Regions from separate parts of the Homo sapiens genome. Here regions 2 and 3 are each linked to region 1. A link is a loop called in an ENCODE intact Hi-C map of the cell type or tissue named here. Cell type or tissue: IMR-90. All regions are shown on one strand.

What was found. Hi-C counts contacts between places; a loop is a spot of excess contacts. Peaks named below come from ENCODE experiments on the same cell type or tissue, not always from the same donor. Only the 100,000 strongest peaks of a DNase experiment are listed, where the experiment ranks them.
Region 2: a loop joins it to region 1, with 14 times the contacts of the local background. A loop is called at or near these places in 15 of 110 quality-filtered maps.
Region 3: a loop joins it to region 1, with 17 times the contacts of the local background. A loop is called at or near these places in 5 of 110 quality-filtered maps.

Annotation. Positions count from the first base shown.
Region 1 is chr5:60,673,949-60,681,948 of GRCh38, reverse strand. All of the region lies in intron 2 of DEPDC1B (DEP domain containing 1B), which reads left to right. Among named protein-coding and RNA genes, the nearest start is that of DEPDC1B, 22 kb to the left of the region's middle. In IMR-90, CTCF peaks have their summits at 3,653 and 4,051 (motif pointing left); no DNase peak of the experiment used is centred here; H3K27ac peaks cover 497 bases.
Region 2 is chr5:60,925,088-60,933,087 of GRCh38, reverse strand. It overlaps ERCC8 (ERCC excision repair 8, CSA ubiquitin ligase complex subunit), which reads left to right. Exons shown (of 12, transcript NM_000082.4): 2 at 4,129-4,224. Among named protein-coding and RNA genes, the nearest start is that of ERCC8-AS1, 12 kb to the right of the region's middle. In IMR-90, a CTCF peak has its summit at 3,862; no DNase peak of the experiment used is centred here.
Region 3 is chr5:62,140,140-62,148,139 of GRCh38, reverse strand. It overlaps the pseudogene RN7SKP157. Among named protein-coding and RNA genes, the nearest start is that of KIF2A, 160 kb to the left of the region's middle. In IMR-90, a CTCF peak has its summit at 4,315 (motif pointing right); no DNase peak of the experiment used is centred here.

The sequences.
Region 1 (8,000 bases):
TTTAATTATAACTATCTTTTTATTAAATTTCTCATTCAGAGCTGGGTGTGGTGGTGTGTACCTATAGCCCCAGCTACCCAGGAGGTGAGAGTATTGCTTGAGTAGGGGAGTTTGAGTCCAGCTAGGGCAGCATAGTGAGACCTTGTCTCTTAAAAAAAAAAATTATAATTCAGATCATAAGCTATTTTCCTTATTTCTTTGTATTGTCTGTCTGTGTTATTTTGTATCTTATTGAGCTTCCTTGAAATCATTATTTGAAATTCTTTTTCAGACATTTCATTGATTTCCTTTTCTTTGAGATGTTAATGGGGAATGATTGCGTCTCTTTGGAGGTTTCATGTTTCCTTGCCTTTTCATTGTTTTTATGTCTCAATGTTGTTATCTGTGTATCTGGTGGAACAGTTGCTTCTTCTAGTTTTATGGATTGGCTTTTGTAGGTAAAGACTTTTTTCCTGTAGATCTATCTATAGTGTTGGCTGGTTAGAGTGCCTTCCCTTTGATTTTGGGTATGCACAGTAATTTAGTCTCTATTATTTCTTTGGCTGTAATCAATGCCAGTGGTGTCTGTGAGTTCCTCAATGGCTTAGGTTGTTGGCAGAGGCTGTGGCAAGGCTTTTCTGATGATGTAGATGCCAGGCAGGCTGGTCCTGCCGCTCTGGGTGGTGTATGTGTGCCCTTGGGTGGTGGTAGTGGGCAAGGTGTGATGGTCCTCAGGTCCCTGGGTGGTATATGCAGGTGCTGGCATTGGTGGTGGGGGGCCTGGGTGGGCTGGTCTGAAGGGAAACATTTTGTAAGTAGTTCTGAGAATAATGGAATGGACATTGAAGGGTTCTTGCTGGAAAGGAAGGAACTAATGTTCTAGAGCTTCTATGTTGTTCCATCCTCATCACATAATTCATTATTTAACTCAACACCTGTAGGTGGAAATGGTAGTATCCTAGTTGTAAAGATTGGGAAATTAATAAAGCCAAAATAACTAACTGGTCCAAAGTAATCCAGGTAGTGGTAGAAGAGTCAGGATTTGAAATGAGGTCTTCATCTCTGAAGCCTATGCCAGGCTGCCTCTATTTTCACAACATGAGGTTGACTTAGTTTATCAAATATATTAGTGAATGAAAGAGTAAACACACAGAATAAGCAAGAAACATTTGGTGTAATCAACACGTTTATATTCACAAAGTTCTTGCAATGCATTAAGTACCATGTAATACGTATTAAATGATGAACTGTCTTCTTCAAGAAGTTCTTCTCAAATAAAGAAGGCAAGGGAAACATAACCTAAATACTTATATAAATATAGCAAAAGAGAGGTGGTTTCCTTTATCTATTTGTTAGAGAAAGCTACCTAAAATATAAGGGTTCTTTTTGTATATTTTGAAGAGAGGGAATTTGCATATATATGTTAGAGAATTTTATAACAAAGATGATTAGTAAAGCCCTTATTTTGGAATATGTCAAAAATGATTTCTAGATTTAAGAAATGCATGTCATATTTGTTCTGTGAATGCATTTAAATTTGTAATTTTTTTTTAAAGACTCAAGATGTTCAGTATAGAAAAATTGAAGGGAGGAGTGAATTTTAGTGTATAAGAAAGGAAAGCAAGTTCATAATATCTGAATGCCTATAATAATAATGAGATGTTACAGAGATGTACTCAGCACTATACTTCTTTCCTGTTAACCAACAGCAATTACTAGAAAGAGTTCTGGGTTTGCTGCTGGTGAAAACAATTTTAGATTTCACTAAATGGTGCTCATGGTTGAACCAGGTGCTGTTGTCTGTGTCTTAAAGCTTCATGACCCTAAACTTCTAATGGATGAGGAGATTGAATTATACTACTTTATATGTTTATAAGAAATTTTGGTTTATGAAACATTTCTACTTCTGTGATGTCATTTAATCTTTATGATCTCCTCTGATCTTTACGACAATTCTATGAGGTAGACAGGGTACATATTTAATCCTCAGACACTTTCCCCTTTAAAATGTCTAAACAAAACACCAAGAATGTTCTAATTAAAGAAATTCTGTACTTACTGCTTCTGCCCATCTGTGTATGTGAACAATTACGTAATATTATTTAAACCTAACTTAGTGGGTTCTATACAAATAAAAATGTATATTATGATAATTGTTTTGGATTATTTAATGAGAAAAGTGTTTGTCCTGTTGTAGCCCTTTAGCAGGAAAGGTTTCTCTGGCATGGAGCCTATACATGGCTCCTGACTTGCTCTCATCACTGGTGCTAGCTCTGGTGGGTGGTTGAACTGGGAAGGTTTTCATGGCTTACAGGTAGAAATTCACAGCTCAGATGGTGGGGATTGAGATCTAACATGTAGGGACCATTTTCTTTTTATTTCCTGCCTGTCTCATTCCTTTTTTTCTTTCCTTCTCTTTTTTCTTTTTTGTTTCTACCTCTGTGTGTGTCATTCTCATGTTTCAACTTCTCTTTTTCTTCCTCTTTCTTTCTATTCCTTTTCTCTCATACTTTCTTGCTTTTCTGGCCTATTTTCAAAATACTGATTTTAATTTGAAACTAAAGTTTGTTATGTAGCTATCGCCAGATTTATTGAATAATGTTACTTTCACAGTTCTTAATGTAAAAAGCAGAGGAATCATACTACCCAGTTTTATGGCTTAGTATAGAAAGCCATAGAAGTTAATACTATGGTGTTGGTGAAGTGAAAGACATATAGATCAGTGGTACAGAATAGAGAGTCCAGAAACAGATACATATAAATATGCCAATAGATTTTTTTACAAAGATGTAAATTCTATTTAATGGGAAAAGATGAGTATTTTCAGCAAATTATGTTGGAATAATTGGGCATCCATCCATGCATGTGCCAAAATAAAAAAAGAACCTCAACATAAACCTTATACTTCATACAAATATTAGTTCAAAGTGGATCATAGATTTAAATATAAAACTACAGAACTTTTAGAAAAACAGGAGAAAAATCTTTGTTTTGGTATTAGGCAAAGAGTTTTTAGACATGACACTAAAAGCACCAAACATAAAGGAAAAATATGATAAACTGGATTTCATCAAAATGAACAATTTTTGCTCTGTGAAAGACATTGGATGAGAGGATGAGAGGACAAGCTACAGATGGGGAAAATATTTGCAAACCACATATGTGACAGTGGAGTGCTATCAAGAATATGTAAAGAGCTCATCAACTCAACAGTAAGTAAACAAGCAATCCAATTGAAAAATGAGCAAAAGACTTGAAAAGACATATCACCAAAAGTATGCAGTTAGCAGATGGGCATTTGAAAAGATGTTTGATGTAGTATACATTAGGGTGATGCAAATTAAAGCCCTAGGGAGATACAACTATGTATCTATTAGTATGTTTAAAATAAAAATACTAATGATATCTAGTGCTAGTGAGGATGCAGTCACTGGAAATCTTATACATTGCTGTTGGACACCTAGATTGTTAGTCACTTTGGAAAAGTTAGTTTCTTTTAAAGTTAATAAGTACATTGACTATATGATTCAGCATTCCTACTCCTGGGTATTTATCCTAGAGAGACAAAAACAATGTTTACACAAAAACTCGTTAAGTGAATATTTATAGATTGCCAGTAACTGGAAATAACCTAAACATTCTTCCATGGGTGAATGGATAACTATTGTACATCCATACAATGTAGCACCGCTGGGTGGCAGAAGGGTGCGACTGTAAAGGGAGAGCAGGAAGGAGCGTTTTCGGGAGTAATGGAATAGTTCTGTTTCTTGATTTTGGTGGTAGATACACAAGTGTATACATGTGTTAAACTTGATAGGGCTATACACCAAAAAAAAAAATTTTATTTTACCATATGCTAATAACTTTCTTAAGCTAGAGATTTGCAAAACCTGTATTTGTACCTCCAGTGAAAGAAACTCAAATTTAAGTTGTTTGAGGGAGGTGGCCCTTAAGTCATTTTCTGTGGCCCTGGGAAAAATTCTTTCATCACTACCCAATAGGTCTTTTGGACCCGTTTTAGATACCTCACCTTTAAATTAATGGACTACTTCCTCCCTCTAGTGGACATCTTTTGTTTTTCTAGGAAAGCACAAAACTTGTTAGTGTGATTTTATTTTTCTTTTGTTTTTACTCATTTCATCGTCATGGGTTGTTGTCCTGTGATTAGTTGGATAAGTTCTTAGCCTTACTGGGCATTGGTTTTCTCAAATATAAACTGACAGGGCAACAAAGTGATACCCTGTCTTTACAAAAAGTTAAAAGTTTAGTTAGGTGAAGTGGTGGCATGTACCATAGACCAAGCTACTCCAGAGGCTGAGTGGGGCAGATAGCTTGAGTCCCAGAGTTCAAGGGTGCAGTGAGCCATGATCATGCCACTGTACTTCAGCCTGGGTGACAGAGAGAGACCTTGTCTCATAAAAAAAAGAAAAAATAAAAAAGAAAAAAATGACAGGGAGGACTAGATCTTTAAGATCCTTTTTAGTTCTAAACTTTTATGTTTCCAGGTATGGAGTACCTATCACATGTTTTCCAATCCGTGGCAGTGAAGGATCTAAAAAGGAAATATAATGTGATTCTTTATCTGCCTGACTTTATAATCTCTTTTGAGAGAGAGAGAGAGAGAGAGAGAGAGAGAGAGAGAGTGTGTGTGTGTGTGTGTGTGTGTGTGTGTGTCTGTATGAAAAAGATTCTGCTACTTAGCAGAATCAAGACAGTATTTAATTAATTACCTAAAATAACCCATAACAAATAATCAGTTACACTGGCAGTCATTGGGTTGACATATCTATTTTGTTTGACCAGTATTGTGGTTTAGTCATCAAGTTTTTTCTATCTCCTTTTTATTTTTAAATTTTGTATATTTTGTGAAGATAATACATTTATGTGGTTCGAAATTTACAAAGTGCAAAAGGGCATATGCAATGAAAAGCCTTCCTCACATATCCCTCCCCCAGCCACTCAGTTCTCTTTCTCATAGACACTTAACATTATTAACTTCTAGCACAGTGTCTTAATACATTATGAACCGGAAAGTCTTTAGATGGGGCAAACTCACTCCAGTGGCCACATTCCCCACCATTTCCCTATAATATTATACCAGACTGTATCATGATTATGTTATCTGCCTGGCCATTGTAGGAATTGTGTCTGTGATCCAGTTGGTGTGGACTGGAGTGTTTGGAACCTTATGGAACGGGAGGGGGATGGGGAGGAGAAGGAGAAGGGGAAGGAGACGGAGGAGGAGCAGGACTTCAGCCTGGGTCGGCTAAACAGTGCAGGATCTGGATAAAAAGAAGGGATGGGAAGGAAAAGGAAAGATGGCAAGATCAAGGCTGTCAGTCAAAAACACACAAATAAGCTTCCTGGGAGAAAAGGGAGGAGGATGACCCGGCTGGAACAGAAATCTTAGGTCAGGAAATCATGAGGGATACATTTGGTGGAATTTCTTACATTTCTGACTATGGAGTAGGGTTTTATTTCAAAAGGAGAAGTTATTAAAGCGAGGCATAGTGCCATGCGCCTGTAGTCTTAGCTACTTAGGAGGCTGAAGCCAGAGGATTCCTTAAGCTCAGGATTTTTTTTTTTCATTATTATACTTTAAGTTCTAGAGTACATGTGTACAACGTGCAGGTTTGTTACATATGTATACATGTGCCGTGTTGGTGTGCTACAGGATTTTTAAGGCCAGCCTGGGGAACATAGTGAGACCCTGTCTCTTAAAGAAGAAAAAAAAAAAAAAGGCCGGGCACAGTGGCTGACGCCTGTAGTCGCAGCACTTTGGGTGGCTGAGGTGGGCAGATCACGAGGTCAGGAGATCGAGACCATCCTGGCTAACACAGTGAAATCCCGTCTTTACTAAAAATACAAAAAAATTGTAGCTGGGCGTGGTGGCAGGTGCCTGTAGTCCCAGCTACTCGGGAGGCTGAGGCAGGAGAATGGCATGAACCCAGGAAGCAGAGCTTGCAGTGAGCCGAGATTGTGCCAGTGCATTCCAGGCCTGGGCAACAGAGCAAGACTCCCTCTCAAAACAAAAAACAAAAAAACAAAAAACAAAAAAAAAAAAAAGAAAAAAGAAACAGAGAAGGCAGCTACTGTTAGTGTTTTGAGCAGTGATGGAGTCTTTGTTCTAGAACAGAGTTAATTGAATAATAGGGACAGAATAGATTGTAAGGCAGAGAAGCTGGTGAGGCGTTTAAGGTAACTGGTGAAAGCGATATTGCCTAGATGAGAATGCTAGCCGTGGGGCTGAAAAGGAAGGAAGGGCCTGTGTTTTATAGGCAAATTTCAGGCTAGACCCTGTAACTGCTCTGTATGTAGTCCGTAAGCTTTGTTTGAAGTCTGATTATTTTTGAACAAAGTTTTAAACATATTGTTCATTAATCTGAAATTGCTAGTTACATTTAGAATCTTTGTTAATGTTTAGCATCTGCTTACAGAGGCTTGGAATGTAACTGTAACTGTTTTCAAGCCAATGAACAGTTCTTCAAACATACCTGCAGTGTTTAGTGGGTGTCTAAGTCTTTGTGATGGGTTTGTTCCTAGGTAATCTCTCAAGGATTTTGGAGTCCCTGGAGCTGGGTGACTGTCTCAGAGTCTGTACCCACATCTCCCACAAAGGTCAAGAATGAATGCCCAGGTTGTTGTGGGATAATGATGAAAATATACATAGGGACAACTTGGTTGCTGCCAGGCATTTCTTTTCTATTTCTGTTTCTTGCCAAACTCCTTTTCTATTTTGTAGGAATCCTCATTTGTGTGGGTGTTGGTGGGAGGCAGGGCCCTGTGCCCTACAGTGGAAACCGACAGGGGTGAGACACTCCTGCTTCCTACCCCTGGCAGTGAGGGCTCAGGCATGTCTTCTCCTTGGTCATTTGTATGTTCCTCCTTAGGACTTTGAATCTTGAATGAGGCATGCAAAGGGGAAGGGACAGCTTAGAATCCTCCTGTGACAGACGTGGTGGACTGCAGGAGCAAGGACAGAAGTACACAGAGGCATCCAGAGCTACTGGCAGTGGCTTTAGGACCAGATTGTTCCTGGAGCATGAACTCACTTGTGCTTCCTTCTGTGTGTGCTGGGTGGCCTCCTTTTCCTCCTTTGTCTTATCCGCCACCCCCATCTTGTTTCTCCAGCTGTCCAATTGATTTTGTGTTCTATTTGGTATCTCCAAATTCCTTTATGGTTAAATCAGCCAGAATTTGTTTCTGTTCCTTACAGTTGCAACTAAGAACCCAGATGGATATAACAAGCAATGGCTGTAGAGTGAGCAAGACTGGGGCAGCTTTTTGGGCCTAGGAAATAGCACAATGACTATTATGTGTTTGTGACTGCAACAGATTATTAGGTGTATGTGAAAGCAAAGCAACAGATCATATTGATCTGTAGCAATCACACATATGGGGGATGGATTTGAGTTCAGGATCCTTTGTAGGCACTGAAGCACAGGAGCAGAGTCTACCAAGTATAAGTAGTAGGCCAGTTATATGTGGACCCAAGGTTCAAAGTTATGTATTAAGCTGATAAGTCAAACTGATTCTGGGGTTATGTTATCACTGCCATCTTTGCAAAAGAACTAGTACATGTAGGTGTGTTAAATAGAATGTTGAAATATATTGCCCTGAGTCATAAAAGGTAATTCCTGGTTATTGATAGACTTTTGTTTTATAATGTCCTTTTTTAGGCTTTTTGGTGATTAACTCATGATAATTTCAAATCCTTGGCTTATTCTTCTATCCTGATCCTTCATTTGGGGTCATAGTTCCTGCTGATTTCTTTATCCTTTTCCTTTATATTTATTTGTTTTAAACACTTGGTCTTACCAACTGGCCTTGAAATTTTTTTTTTTTTAATATCCTTACCCAGGTTTCTTTGCTGAGAATTCATGATGCCTAGTTATTATCCACTAGTGTCCTTAACCTCTTTATTCCTGAGTTTGCAATTTTTTGAATTTTTGCAATCAGACCTTGGTGGTGACCTTGAGCAGTAGGATAGAGATGACTCCCACATGCTTAGCGTTCCAATA
Region 2 (8,000 bases), 250 kb before region 1:
GTGCCATAGAAGAAGCAAGAGACTGATAAAATATTTAACAATCAGTTTGGCATGGAAACGAACTAAGCCAAGTGAATGCTAGCTATTAATAACCAGTAAGCAATGCTTTTATATAAAAAAGAGATTGGAAAGGTGATTTTAAAAGACACCAGGGCTTGCTTTTTGTCCTTACCCTTCTACCCCAGGCTCTTCTGCCTTCCCTCTTCTCTTTCCCTTTTTACCCTCCCTCCTTTATGTGTCTACTCTTTCCTCTCTCCTTGCCCATTTTCCCTTCTCTTTTCCCTCTACTCCTATGCCATTGTGTTGGGGGAAGTCCTCAAGACCATCCCCAGGTTTTATGATTTTCTAGAAGGGCTGAGAACTCAGCATTTAATTATGACTCAATTACTCATGACTGTGATTTATTACAGTGAAAAGATACAAGATAAACTCAGCAAAGGGAATAGGTGCATGGGCAAAGTGTGGAGGAAACCAGGCACAGGCTTCCAAGAATCCTTTCCTAGTGGAGTCACACAGGACACACTCTATTCCTTTAGCAACAAATTGTGACAACATATGTGAAATGTCTATCAGGGAAGCTCATTAGAGACTCAATGTTGAAGGTTTTTACTGGGTACCGTTCATAAAGGCACCCTCTATCTAGCATGTACCAAAATTCCAGACTCCCAAAAGTAGAGCAGGTATTCATCATAAAGCACATTATTTTCTCAAATAGTTTAGGCACAGTGAGCCATTCTTATCCAGTCATGGTGGGCACCCTCCTGAAATCCCAGACTGTAACCAAGAGCCAATCTTGCAAGCAGAACTTTTTAAGGGTAGCCGTCTCAGGCCTGCTATGTTAACCTATGTTTTGTACACCTTGTCTCCTGCCACTCCCCACCTCTCTTTCCCTTTATAGTATTATTGCCCTTTTCCCTTCATCTTAAACTCTCCTTCTAGTTCACAGACAATTCAGTCCTGAAGTCATTATGTTGGGCAGAGGTAAGCTTTCTCACTTAGTATGGGATTAGGTTTCCTAGAGTGGAATTTCAGAGCCTGAGCAGGTTGAGGAAGTAGTTTAATTGTGGGGACATACAAATTTAGGTGATAAGGATTTTAGAGGAGACAGAAATCAGAGCCCAAGCTGTTGGGGGAGGGGATGGTAGTGGAGATGGGAGATTGGTTACATACAGGGGATTGATAAATATATTGGTAGTAATGGGAGCCATGCTTCTTACTGGGAGCCATGCTTCTTACTGTTAGGAAGAGGGAGCTGAAGGAAAAGATGATTACCTTTATACATGTTTGAATGATACTGTTTTTACTTGTTACAAAGAGCATATATTCTGTTGTAATTTGAAAAATGATCATATGGAAAAATATTTTCAGAAAAATGGCAATTTCAATGGAAAAATATGAAAAAAAAAGTTTTGATGAAATATTGAAGTTCAGAAATGACAGAACAGCATAGTGGTCTGGGGAAAGAATGTCAAAGTTCAGGGCTGAATGTGGTGGCTCACACCTGTAATCCCAGTACTTTGGGAGGTGAAGGTGAGAGGATTGCTTGAGGCCAGGAGTTCCAAACCAGCCTGGGCAACATAGCAATACTTCATCTCTGCAAAAAAATACCAAAACTTAGCCAGGTGTGGTAACATGCAATTGTAGTCCTAGCTATTTGGGAGGCTGAGGCAAGAGGATCCCTTAAGCCCAGGAGTTTGAGGCTATAGTGAACTATGATTTTGCCATTGCACTCCAGCCTGGGTGACAGAGGAAGACCCTGTCTCTAAAAGTAAATTTAAAAAAAAATTTAATGTTAAAGTTCAAATGCGGCTCAGCCAAATATTAGCTGTGTGACCTTGGGCAAATTACTCTTCTATTAATCTTATAATCAGGAGATGCATTTAATAATAATCACCACTCCTGGGACTACCACTTATTACACTTCTTATTACTACCTATTACAATGAGTAGTAGGCTTTTTTTTTTTTTGAGACGGAGTCTTGCTTGCTTTGTCACCCAGGTTGGAGTATAGAGTGCAGTGGCATGATCTCAGCTCACTGCAACCTCCGTCCCCTGAGTTCAAGCAATTTTCTCACCTCAGCCTCCTGAGTAGCTGGGATTATAGGCATGCCCCACCACACCTGGCTAATTTTTTTGTATTTTTAGTAGAGACGGGGTTTCACCATGTTGGCCAGGCTGATCTTGAATCGCTGACCTCAAGTGATCCGGCCTCCTTGGCCTCCCAAAGTGCTGGGATTACAGGCATGAGCCACCATGCCCGGCCTGGCTTTTTATATTAGCTGTTATTGTTATTGATCAAAGTCAGATAACTCATTACTGTTTGTCTGGATATTTAAACCTAAGGCTAAATTGCAATGTATATAGATGTATTGCAATAAATGTCACCCAGGCTGGAGTGCAGTGGCGCGATCTCGGCTCACTGCAACCTCTGCCTCCTGGGTTCAAGCGATTCTCCTGCCTCAGCCTCTGGGATTACAGGCATACGCCACTAGGCCTGGCTCATTTTTTAGTTTGTTTTTGTTTTTGTTTTTAGACGGAGTCTTGCTCTTATCACCCAGGCTGGAGTGCAGTGGTGTGATCTCGGCTTACTGCAACCTCCGCCTCCCAGGTTGAAGTGATTCTCCTACCTCAGCCTCCCAAGTAGCTGGGATTACAGGCACAGGCCACCACGCCCAGCTAATTTTTGTATTTTTAGTAGAGACGGGGTTTCACCATGTTGGCCAGAATGGTCTCAATCTTGTAACCTTGTGATCCTCGGCCTCCCAAAGTCCTGGAATAACAGGCATGAGCCGCCGCACCTAGCCTAATTTTTGTATTTTTAGTAGAGACAGGGTTTAGCCATGTTGGCCAGGCTGGTCTCGAACTCCTCACCTTAGGTGATCCGCCCACCTCAGCCTCCCAGAGTGCTAGGATTACAGGCATGAGCCACTGCGCCTGGCCTGCTTGTCATTGTTGTACTATATGTAATGTCTAGAAGACAAAGGGCCATGTATATCTTCAAATCAGATACTTTATACTGCTAAAATGATTTCCAAAATGCTTATAATTACTTGTACTAATGTCAATGAATGAAAGTATCAGTTTATGCCTTTCCAGCATTGTGCATTGTTATCTTTTTAAAAAACTGATAATTTTATAGGCCAAAAATTTATAATTTGATATTTAAACTAGCATTATTTTAATCAATAATGAATTTAGAAATAATTCTGGTTAAATTAGTGTAGATGCTAATAACAGCCAACAGATTAAGAGAGATTCAAATAGTTAATATTCGCTAGATACTTACAATGTACTAGGCATTGTAATTAGCACCTTTTATATACAAACTCATTTAATCTTAATAATATGCTCACCAGGATAATGATGGTTTACAGTTATAAAATATCAGAAATGTCATTTGTCTTAGTTTGTGAGAGTACTTGTTAATTATTTGTATTGATATTTAAGTGGCTTTATTTAAATACACATAAATGTTAAGTTGAACATAGTCTCTTTTCTTTTAAGACAGGATCTCACTCTGTCACCCAGGCTGGAGTGCAATGAAGTGATTATGGCTCACTGCATCCTTGAACTCCTGGGCTCAAGCAATCCTCCTGCCTCAGTCTCCTGCATAGGAGCCCACCACCATGCCCAGCTTATTTTTATTTTATTTTTTGTAGAGATGGGGTCTCGCTATGTTGCCTGGGGTGCTTTCCAACTCCTGGTCTCAGGGAGTCTTCTCACCTCAGCCTCCCAAAGCGCTAGGATTACAGGCATGAGCCACTGCACCCAGCCCATACTCATTTTTTATTTCTGTCCGTCTTTAAGAAACATTTCAAGGAATTTTTTTAATCCTGTAATTTATGCTTTTGTCCATTAGATGTCCTCAGCTACATTTATCAGAATTTAACTTTTTTCGTACAAATTTCCGTCTTTAAATACCTTTAAAAGTTTGCATGTAATTGTTACTACTGCTGATATTTTAAACATTTATACAAGATGTCTAAAAATCTATAAATACGTTAGGATGTGTGGTAGAAGATTTAGACATTTCTTGTGATTTTTGTACCATAAGTAATCTTGGTTAAATAAGAAATTTTTAAATGTTAAATTACTTGTTAATTTCTTTCTCCCCCTTTTATTTTTAAGAGTTTTGGGACTGGAATTAAATAAAGACAGAGATGTTGAAAGAATCCACGGCGGTGGAATTAACACCCTTGACATTGAACCTGTTGAAGGGAGATAGTAAGTTTATTATACTTGTATAATCATTTTTCTTTCTAAGTGAAATGCAGTAAAACCTGCTTTTTCAAATTAATGATGTAGAAGTTTCATTAAAATTAATGAAAATCCTAAATTGTAGCATTTTTGAATCTGGCATTATTAATTTCAAGTAAATACAAAACATCGAACCTACCAAATGTTGTCAAATAAACATTTCCAAGCTACTTTAATATAAATATTTACTTATTGTTAAATTAACAAACATTGAACTTCTTTTGGATGCAGAGGGCTTTTAGGTGCTAGAATGTGTCTTTAGGTGCTATTTTAAAACATAGTTGCTACTCTCAAAAAAGTCTAATGGTAAAATAAATATAAAAAGTGAAAGACTCTTTTGAAGAATTAGATTAGAAACAAATAAGAATTATATTTGAGTTCTTCCTGGCTTTACCCTTACCTAACCTTTCGAATTATCAGTTGCCTTAGCTATACAATGGGAACAATAGTACCTACCTAACAAGCTTGTTTTGAAGATTGAGATAATATGCACAACATGATTAACGTAAGACCTGGCACGTCATAAACAGTTGCCACCACTGCTGCCACTATTAATCAAAAGCAGTATTACATATACTTTTACTCCTTTCAGCCCAGTCTCTACACAGCAGCCAAAATGCTTTGAAAAACTCAATTCTGAACATATTCTCCTACTTACAATTCGTCATAACACTGCATTACTCTTAAAAGACCGTACAAAACCTTTCATGTGGCCTACAATTAGGCCACATATAGCATTAACTAAAGGAAGCAGTTTGTGTTATGGTATGTTTCATGTGGCCTATAATTAGGCCACATATAGCATTAACTAAAGGAAACAGTTTTTGGTGTTATGGTATGTTTAGCATTTCCCCCAGAATTTTTATTTTATACTGAAATATTATTATTAATACATTAAGTCAAGTCAGAACAGATTTGATAAACTTCCACTTTTTACTTCCAGCTTCCACCATGGTCTCATCTACTAGTATATGAGAAACATCTTACTTTAGCATGTGGTTAAATCTAAAAGATGAGTAATAATTCTTTTCTTTTTCCTGACCTTTTCCAGGCTCAGTGTAACACCTTCTATTCAAGGACAGCTGGGGGGGCACTCACTTATGAAACATGCAGACATGAGCAGCAGGAGATAGCTGACTTTTGGGTTTGGATGCTGGTCAGGAAAGTAATCAATACTGTTACTCCAGCCAGCCACTTGGTGTAGTAATCAGTTGTGTGGCCTGTGATGTATGAGAAGCCAGTAGACTACCAGTTGGCAGAGTTGGTGAGAAATATGGGAAGTTACAGATTATATGTGCATGAAATATATTTGAGAAATGCAGATGAGGCATCTTTTAATACAGCACATAGAGAAAAGTCTGAAGACTCTTGCTACAGTGATTTTCCGCTTTATTGCACGGTAAAAGTCTACAACTATTTCATTGTTTGCTAAGACTTGTATTTTGCATTAACCCCTTTTGATAGCAACAAGAGATATTAAAAGGAAAGCGTACATTCTGTGGAAAACTAAAAAAATCGATGTGTATATAACTTGTTCAAAACACCTGTTAATATTTACCATCCACCATGAGAGCTGTAAAGGTGTCACTGAAAATCAGATTGGAAACCAGACAGAATACACAAATCTGGCAGAGATTTTCAAAGTAAGGTGTTATTTTACAAAAAGTATCTGAAAATTACAGTTTAACAGGTGCAACTGCAGAGGGTGCATTTGCGTATCACTCTGTGAAGCTTGAATTTTCTTTTATACCTTTTAAATTCTTCTAAGTTAATTTCATTCATCTTTAATACTAAGTTTTCTTGTCTATATAAAAACATGAAACCATATCTCTTCATACTCTATCAGCAAAAAGTATCTCATAGTTAATGTCAGTGCCATCAGATACTTCAAATAGAAAGTTAATGGAATCAGAGAAAAGCTTTTGGAAGCCATTTTAACAGAGTCAAAACATCTGACATTATTGTAAATACCATATCAATTAAGATTAAAATTTCAACTTTTAACATAATTTTGTTTTATATTGATAATACATCTGTATGGCAAGAAAAGCAACGTTTCATGAAGATTAATTACGAAGCAAAAGTGTTTTGGGAATTGGTTGTAGTATACATGTAACTCACAACTGTGTCCAAACATTTTATCAATCTAAATAAAAGTTGTAGTTGTTAAAATTTACAAATATTTCTCTATGTACACAATTAGAGTAACTGAACTACAAAATGTAATAAAGCTAATGTGGAATATTTTTTAAAATAACTAAGTAGGGCATTATTAGCAGTCTTTCTTTACTGCCCATCAATTGGATTTTTGAGCCTTCAAATAACTACTTTTAAATTAACCCTATTGTTTTATAAATTGGTATTGAATTTATCTTAAAAACAAGTCTATAAATCAATACATGCTACTAGTTCATGAACTATTTGTGACTGGGTCACAAGATAAGGATCTTGTGCTAAAACATAAATCTACTACATCATTACACACACCATTTAAAGGAGCTAAGACATGTTTGTAACAAGACATTCTCAGTGAAGAAAGACGTGTGTTTGTTTCTGGTACAAGCTCCTTATCTTGGAGAGTTAAATAGCACTGCCTCTACATTTAATTGTATTTTGTTCAAAATCAGATGAAAATCTTTCAATCAAAATACTCAGTGAATGTAGTGCCAAAAACTGTAGTTTGGGTGCCATTCTTGAAAGATGACAGGCCGGGTGCAGTGGCTCACACCTGTAATCCTAGCACTTTGGGAGGCCGAGGCGGGCGGATTACCTGAGGTCAGGAGTTCAAGACCAGCCTGGCCAACGTGGTGAAACCCCGTCTCTACTAAAAATAGAAAAAATTAGCCAGGTGCAGTGGCGCGTGCCCGTAATCCCAGCTACTCTGGAGGCTGAGGCAGGAGAATCACTTGAACCTGGGAGGCAGAGGTTGCAGTGAGCCGAGATCATGCCACTGTACTCCAGTCTGGGCTACAGAGCGAGACTTCTTCTCAGAAAAAAAGAAAGAAAGATGACAATGTCAATGCAGTTTTTAATGTTCCTCTAGTTCTCCATTAAAACACATAAAGAGACTAAAAATGGCAAATAGGAAAAACCAGATTAACACTTACAACCAAACTAGGTCATGAAGTATCCCTACAAACCCCAAACTGTGAATAAGTGGGAACAAACCACTGACAACTAAAAGATCTGTGCACTACCAGCATTTTTGCTAGAGGAGGCAGTAAAAAGCGATAAGGCATCTGATATACCTGGATAAGTCCAAAGTAACCAACAGGTTGGTTGAAAACTTAGCAAGCAAATTTGACTACAGCAGCTCAAACTGGGAGAAGATGGCATACTCTAATTGTAGATATGTTTGAGTGGCCCATGGTAAGACCAGAAGGAGCTATAGCAGTCTGGACTCTAATATCTTTCCAAAGAGCTAACCAGTCAAAGTGCGCCCCCAGTACAGAACTATATACTGAGGAAAACTGCTGGAAATAGAATCCAAATTGAGCAGTACAGAGACAATAGAAACAAAGGAAAAAGATGTCCCCGATAAAATTGGAAAGGTGAACAGAAACAGGAAATCTCTGAAAGTAAGCTTCCATATTTTGAAATCTTACCCCCCAAAAAAAATTTTTAAGGGAAGAAGAGGATGTTTTAATATATAAAATTTAAACATTATTGTAAGTCAAGCCTCCATTCTAAAAGGTTAAGAAAATTAATTTTACATAAAAATGAGCAAAGGAATAGGATTAAGG
Region 3 (8,000 bases), 1.5 Mb before region 1:
AAAGTATAGTAAATTAGGAGTTTTTATTTCTCAAAAGCGAATTCTATAAGATTGCTTTTCTACTTATTTGTCATCCCTGTTTATCTTAAGAAGAGTTATATTTTTTGGATGTAAGGTCTAAAATGCCCATGACTATGAATCTAGTGATCTTGAATGGAAGGCCATCATTTTAGGATAAACACAAAATTCTATCGATAAGCATAGCCTAATTATAAGCACAAAATCGAAGGGAAAAGATCTCTTGAGCTTTGAACTTGCAAATTTACACTTAGGAACTGGCAAACATGTGGAATGCTGTTCACCTTTCATTTTTCTAGTCTTTATATCCCCTTTATAGGCAGTAACAAATTATGTTTTCCTCTATTCATTTCCATCATCTTTTATTTCATGAAAGATAAATTTTGTGGGTTGTCAAAGGATTTACCTTACTACACAAATTACAGCAAATTCTTCCACTTTGAACCTTTACCCCACGTGAATTGACTGGAAGAGGCTCCATGTCCTGTACTGTAGTCCTCCAATTTGAATTTCAGTCTTTTTGCTACAAAAAGATGGCTATCTTTGACCTAGAACCTCAGGTTGTACTGCTACCTGAATGTGGTTCTTAGGTGCTGCTTATGTATTTATTTTTGAATATAATATAATTGTACTTCAGCACCCCTAGTCATACTCAGCTGCAGGAATGGCTGTTGTTCCTTTATTTACTCTCTGTTGAGTAGCTAAGATGGCCTGTTGAAAACAGAACAGTCCCTGTCTCTTTCTGTATCTCTGTCTGTCCTTATCTTTCTGTATCTCTTTCTATGTCTCTCACCTCCTCAACAATTCCATTCCCCATCATGGATGCAAAGAATCTCAAAGAAGAAACCAGAAGCCAGCTCTGATTTGACATTTCTCTCGAACAGTTGGTAGATAGCATGGTGTGTGTCCCAGAGATGGACATATGTTTTCCCTTTCAAGGATTTGGGATAAGAAATAATCAAAGAAGACATTCCTTCATTAAGCTGAGAAAGCAGTAGCCTGAAGCCAAATATATCTTCTGATTTTATAGATGCACAAACCTGCAAAAGCTTAATGAAAAGGAACTTAAAAGGAGAAGATTATCAAATTGCTTTTAGGCTCCCTGCTTGATTACTTTTAGGTACTGAGTACATGTGCCAATTTGTGTGACTGATTTAATGGTTTCCTTTTATGACATTGTTAATCATAATAATTATAATAACTTACATTTGTGTAGTGAGTTCAGTTTTTAAAGCATTTTTATATCCATTACCTTATTATATCTTCACAACAAACTTGGGCAGACATGCTTGCCAGAAGAACAATCATTTTGCTGGGAAGGTCATCTTCTTTGAGGGTGCAATGTCAAGAAGGGATGCATGAGGAAGATTGAGGGAGGAAGGGGACACCAAGCCAGCAGGTCAGCTGAATTCCCAGGGGCTGGGCAGATGCCACCCTGCCCCTGCCCCTCCACATCCATTGGTGGGTGGTGGGGAGTACTCAGCCTTGACTTAATTTAGTAAAACATCACTTAAGCCCCACTGAATCACTCTGCTGAACAAAGGGTCATGCCCAACAAGCCAGTCCTGGATCTGCCACGTTTCTGACCCAGTGAACAACAGTGGGTGCTTCCTTATTTCACTCACTGAGAATATTCTCTGCATCATTTTTATTATTAATTGTAAGTGCTTCCTCAGCGAGTGTTCTAGCTCTGTCAGATTTTAGCTAAGAATTTACAGCTGAATTCCTCCAGAGTCCTGCAGGTAAGGCTGATGGTGATTGGTGCAATTCCATTGTTTTTCTTTCTTGCATCCAGGAGTAATATAACCCTGAATCTCTATGTGACCTGTAATTATTAGCCATGGAACACCAAAACTCTGCTTCATCCCCATGCCTCTGTAGGTACTGCAGTACAGTACATCCCCTCTTACAAAATAGCCCTATGACATACACAGGGCAACTACTGTTATTTCTTATTTGTAAATGAGAACACTATGGTAAGAGGTTATATAACTTGTTCACATAGCCAGTTTGGTGGAACCAGGAGCAATTGTCAGATCTTCTAGCTTCCAAATTAGTTATCTTTTCTACTATACATAAAATACGATTTGGTACCCTTTTCTCTCCCCCTACCTTTGAAAGTCTTCAGAAACAGAAAATGTTCTAAGAATTTTTTTTTCCAAAAAATTTCTCCTTATTTTGCCATTTCATAAAACCATTTCAGCTGTGCTTCAAGATCATTGAGAGTCAATGTGAGTGTGTGTGTTTATTATTGGACCTTCTTCCCAGTCCATAACACCTTCTCTGAGAACTGTCTCCCATGCATAGGGATGAATCCCCATTGCCATGCCATAGCACATGAGTTTACCTTATCATGGTGTATGAGTCTGTTCTCGCGCTGCTAATAAAGACATACCAGAGACTGGGTAATTTATAAAGGAAATAGGTTGAGTTGACTCACAGTTCCACATGAGGAGGCCTCACAATCATGATGGAAGGCAAGGAGGAGCAAAGTCACATCTTACATGGCAGCAGGCAAGAGAGCATGTGCAGGGCAACTCCCCTTTACAAAACCATCAGAGCTCATGAGATGTATTCACTCTCATGAGAACAGCACGGGAAAGACCCACTCCCATGATTCAGTTATCTCCCACTGGGTCCCTCCCACGACATGTGGGAATTACGGGAGCTACAATTCAAGGTGAGATTTGGGTGGGGACACAGCCAAATTATATCACATGGTTGCTTAGAAAACAGAGGAACCTAAATAGTGTGGAGCAAATGGTCTCTCTTGGAAATTTGGAATTGGAATGAATAGTTTATTCAGTTTTATGCCATATTTGAACTGAGGACAATTAAACTCTGGGGCTGTGGCCACCATGTTTGATCATATAAACATTAAGCAGATGCTAGAGTGAGGACACAAAAGTGGAACAGTGCAAGGAGAGAGTCGAGAAACCATGTGGCGCTGGAGGATGGGGGTGAGGCAGGCAGTAAGGGCTGGTTTCTTAACTGCTTTTTAGTTCCTGACTCCAGATACACAAGCAGCCCAGCCCCTGCATAATTCCTGTCCTTTGGTTCTATGAGGCACTTCAGGATTCTTTCTGATAAATTCCTGTTTTTGCTCAAGTTAAAGAGAGTTTCTGATACTTGTCACTCAAAGACCTTCAACTTGGGTGTTCTGGAAATGACTTTCTTGAATTATTCACTCCAAACATTCCCACCATGGGCTAGGTAGAGGAAATATCCTGTGCCAGCCATGACCACAGCTGTGCACGCCCTCAGCTGCACACATCCCTGGGTGAATGTGTCCCAAGCCTCCCCAAGTATACCCATCTCGAGGCTCCTCCCTAGCCAGCCGCAGACTGTATTCCTCAGCTGTGCCCCACCTCCCTTTTTCCCTCATCCTGAAGCTCCCCATGAAGAGGGCAGCCTCCAGCCTGATACTTGGATACTTTATCCTCCAGACACTCAGCAGTCATTACCTTGTGCTGCTGCATGCCTATTTCCTTTTTCTTTTGTAGTCACTGGGTTGCTCATTGTTTGCTAATGACTAGTTGGCAGGCGGAGAGAAGTGGCAGCCAGCCTGGCCTTCAGACTGGAAAGAAGCATGTTTTCTAGAGAGTGAAAACATTACTTGGTAAGAAGCATGTTCCAGCACTGAATATTTTTCTTTCAAAGTCCTGCTGGGCTCCTTCTGTCTCCAAATGCCTGCGCTTTCCTTTGTCACTTCCTTCCACCTCCTTCCCAGATGGAGACTGGCAGGGCCACCTTATTTGGGGATAGGGCTCCTCAAAGGCAGATGTAGGTTCCAGGGTAGACTCTAATATGATCTCGGGAAAGCAAAATAATTAGGGTGGTTACATTCATAAGAAAATAATAGGCTTGCATTTGGAAACCTTTGATACCCTTTCTGATTTTTCTAGAGAAAGCCAGTAATTAGCAAGGAATATAGGCTTTCTCTGACATCTACTCAAAAACAAATCTCCTAAGCCTTTAGAATGAACTTACCCTTGTCTTGGATTGAATGTTTGTTCCAGAGAGGGACGGGACTCTTGATACCGTTTCTTATCACCTTTCTGCTTAGCTGGGGAATGGTCCACTCACTTAATTCCTCCAGAGCTCCTAAAAGCTGGGCAGCTGGGACTGGCCCTCTGAGGCCAGACCTTGTCCTGTCCCGAGGGGGAATAATGTTGCAAACTTTGACAATAATGCCGATTATTCATTTATCACTCACTATATACCAAGCAGTCTTTAAAAACTTGGTCAAAATGCCGCTCAGGTCTGCATAGTTATCTAAATGCTTCTCAGCCAGAAGAGGGCGTTGCATTCCTGATTTTTTTTTTTTTTTCCTTTTAAACTAAATAGAAAGCTCTAGGAGAACAAATGACTTTTAGATCCACGCTGTTTTCTATGCATAAATAACAACGCGACAACAAAAAGTTCATCTGTTGAAGACAAGTATTCAAAAGGAATATTAGTAAATGCAAACCAGGCAGCTGGTATAGAACACGGCTCAGGGTACGAGGGTCCAGTGGCTTTTGGTGATCATATTTCTTATGCTGCTTGCACAGGTTCGAAATGAAGTGACAAAAAAAAAAAAAAAAAAAAAAATCCAGCAAGGGCCTCTTGCTAGCGAGGAGCAGTGGGTAATATATTTGTTTGTACTATGGGTTTGCAGTTCTACTAGAAGGAACACTTGACATTTTGATGAGTGCCTCCAGGGAGAAAAGGTAGTAACTTCAGAACTTAGTTTTAATTATACTAAGGAGATTACATTATTCAAAAGCATCCCACTGGTAAGGTGCAACATTTCCTGAAACAGTTTAGTGGAAAATGCCACATTAATCAGTTCAAAATTTCACTCAGAAGGCTTAATGATGGGAAAAGTTTAAAGTACCGTGGCACAATAATGCAGAAGGAAAGAAAAAAAAGAATGTTCACTTTGAGGAAAAGGCTGAAATAGTTGTGAGTCCCTCTTGCGTCTTTCCCCATTAAAAACTGGCTGGCTGTGCTAGCAACCAAGTAGGGATCAACATGCGGGACTCCACCATTCCTGAAATACAAGGACCCCGGAAGGGCAACCCACACAAGGTGAGAAAGGAAGTACATTATGTTCGGCCCAGCTGTTCTCATCTGCCCAGCAGTTTACTTCTGTGCTACTCTTAATTGGTCCAGGTTGGTAATGTATAGCTGCTCTTTCCCTCCTCATCCAGACAGACAGAAGAGGTTTGTAAATGTATAGTATTTGACACTAAAGGGAGATGGGCAAAATGCAAATCCTGAGCAGCCTGCCTTCTTCCCATTCTTTCCCCTAACTCATATTTTAATTACCATTTTCAGCCTGCAAAAAACTTGAACGAGAATCTGGCTTGAAAGTCAGAAAGGTTTGTACTTAACAGATAGGCTCTCACCTGAAAGGTGGCCAGCACACGTGGGCATATTGAAATGCTGAAAGACTGAGTGAGGATGGAGGTGGAAATTCAATCCAGATCTTAATGTTGGTAAATATACGAATCAGCCTTATGGCTAGCCAAAATACAGAAACAAACAACTGAAAAACAACGAATCAAAACCCATTGTCTTTGTGGGGCAGTAGTCCAGCAACTCTTTGCAAACAACTGTAGAGCCATAGCGGCCTCATGGCTGAAGCCAGTATGGAGCACTGGTTAGGGGACAGAAACCATCTCTGTGTGCATGTTTGTTACAATTTTTTTGATCCAAATGTCAGTTTAATTTCTCTTTAGGTCTCACCACAATGAAGCTGAAGTCCCTTGAATTAAAAATGAAAAATCGAGACGAAAATAGCATAGCTAAATTGTCTGGAATGTATGCCATGTGACATTTCCCTGCCTTGTTTTCTTTTCTCTGTTTCTTAGTAAATGTTCTAACAGACTTTTACTACATGTGTGCTATGGGCTCCCTCCTGCTTTTATGCGTCAGAATCACCTTTGTTTTTACCTTTAAAGCTCTCTGCTTCTTCCATGATACTTTTCTTCCTCCTGCAAGTCACCTTGTTTCTTTCCCTAAAGCAGGTCCCTGTGTAGCTTTACTCTCTGCATTTCTTTCTACGTACATCCTTCTAGGCAGCTTTCTCCGTTGAAGAAGTCTAACCTTCGTGCTCTCTGAAATGATAGCTTACTGTTCCGAATTCAGGAATTCTCAGCCTTTTTGTGGTAGGATTATCACATTCTTGCCCTATTCTTATTTTGCTTCTGAGATAATAGCAAAGTGATTTAATATATATTTATTAAAAAAACAGTGAATCTGAATTTTGTTTTACGATGGGTACAGAAGCCCATGAGATTTTAACAACACCCCAGGGAAACCAATAAGTATGATTTCACCATTGAAATTACTATGTTGACATCCTGATGTCAAGGCCAATACACAACACATGTGCTTGAAGGAAATTTAAGCAGGAGTGTTCTATCTCCTAGTCAGGGGCTTCTGCCACTGTCTAGGTGGTCTTGGAAAGTCATAGCTGGAGGTTGAATGCTACTTTTTCTTTTGTTTTTGTCTCGCTCTGTCACCCAGGCTGGAGTGCAGTGGTGTGATCTTGGCTCACTGCAACCTCTGACCCCCGGGGTACAAGAGATTCTCCTGCCTCAGCCTCTTAAGGAGCTGGGGCTACAGGTTCACACCACCATGCCTGGTTAATTTTTGTATTTTTTTTTTTTTTTTCAGTAGAGACAGAGTTTTGCCCTCTTGGCCAGGCTGGTCTCAAACTCCTCGCCTCAAAAGATCTGCCCACCTCGGCCTCCCAAAGTGCTGGGATTACACACGTGAGCCACCGCGCCTGGTCGGATGTTACTATTTTATGTTATTTTATTTACTATCACACAAAATCCTTTGTCAGGTTATGGGCCAATTCTTCAAATTCAATTGAATGGCTTTGATAAGCTCCTCATTTGTCCCTTCTTGTAGCCCTGGGACCTGGACCTGATGCAGCAGCAGGGATTCTGAAACCCAGGGGGTTATCATCTACTTTCTTGTCTTGAATGTTGTTTTCTAGTTTTAGGATTCCAAGTGCTGTTCCACTCTTTAAATGTGATGGACTTCACCTCTGGATTTTTAATGGAACGAGTTTTCCAAGCATCATACCCATACTCTAGTCTTAACAAAAGGGGTGGAAGTTTAGAACATAGTATTGTAAGAAAATTAGAAAACAGAGTGCTAAACATTGAATCACCTAGGAATTGTGAGAGACAGTGGCAGGCTATCGTCAAACTGACTTGAAATATTGAGTGTTCATTAGCTGTTATAAAATTACATAATTATACTGCACACTTTGACATAGTCTTCTTTGTGGGTGTAAAGTAGTTGACTTTCATTTGACACAAAGATTCTAGTGGCAGAAAAAGGTAAAGGACACCTCATCCATCCGTACCCTATGCAGGAGAGGGCCTGGGTTTTAATTCTGTAATTGTCTTTCCCAAGTCCCTATTCCACAATTACCTTTTACGACTTTATGAATTGTTGCTGGCTTTGACATGAACTGGTGCTGGCTGCAGGCCTGACCTCCTCCTGTGCTGATAATCTCTTCTTTTATTATTTTTTCATCGCTTATGATGTGGTTTCACTATCACCATAATAATAATAATTTACTGAGGCTTGTTATCTGCCTTTTATTGGGCAGTGCCGATGTATTCCTAAAAACTGAAGCTAGGAAAGCTCTGGCCTTCTAAAGACTTCTTCCATGACTTTGGGCTTCAAAAACTTCTACTTCATTTACACTATATGTATTAACCCTGCCTGGTTCCATCTGTTGTCCTTTTATCCCTTCTTCCATATTCCAGCTTATCCTATTATTTGGTTTCTCTAGAGCCATACATCTGCCTTTTGCAAATACTCCTAGTCGTGAGTAACTGTTTCACATGATGATTAATTCAACAAAATAAAAAAATATTAGAAATGCATTTCTTTTTGTAAATTTAATCAATTTAAAATTCAGAAAATTCTACACTTATAACTTCCTTTTAAGTGTTCATTTATTATTGCAA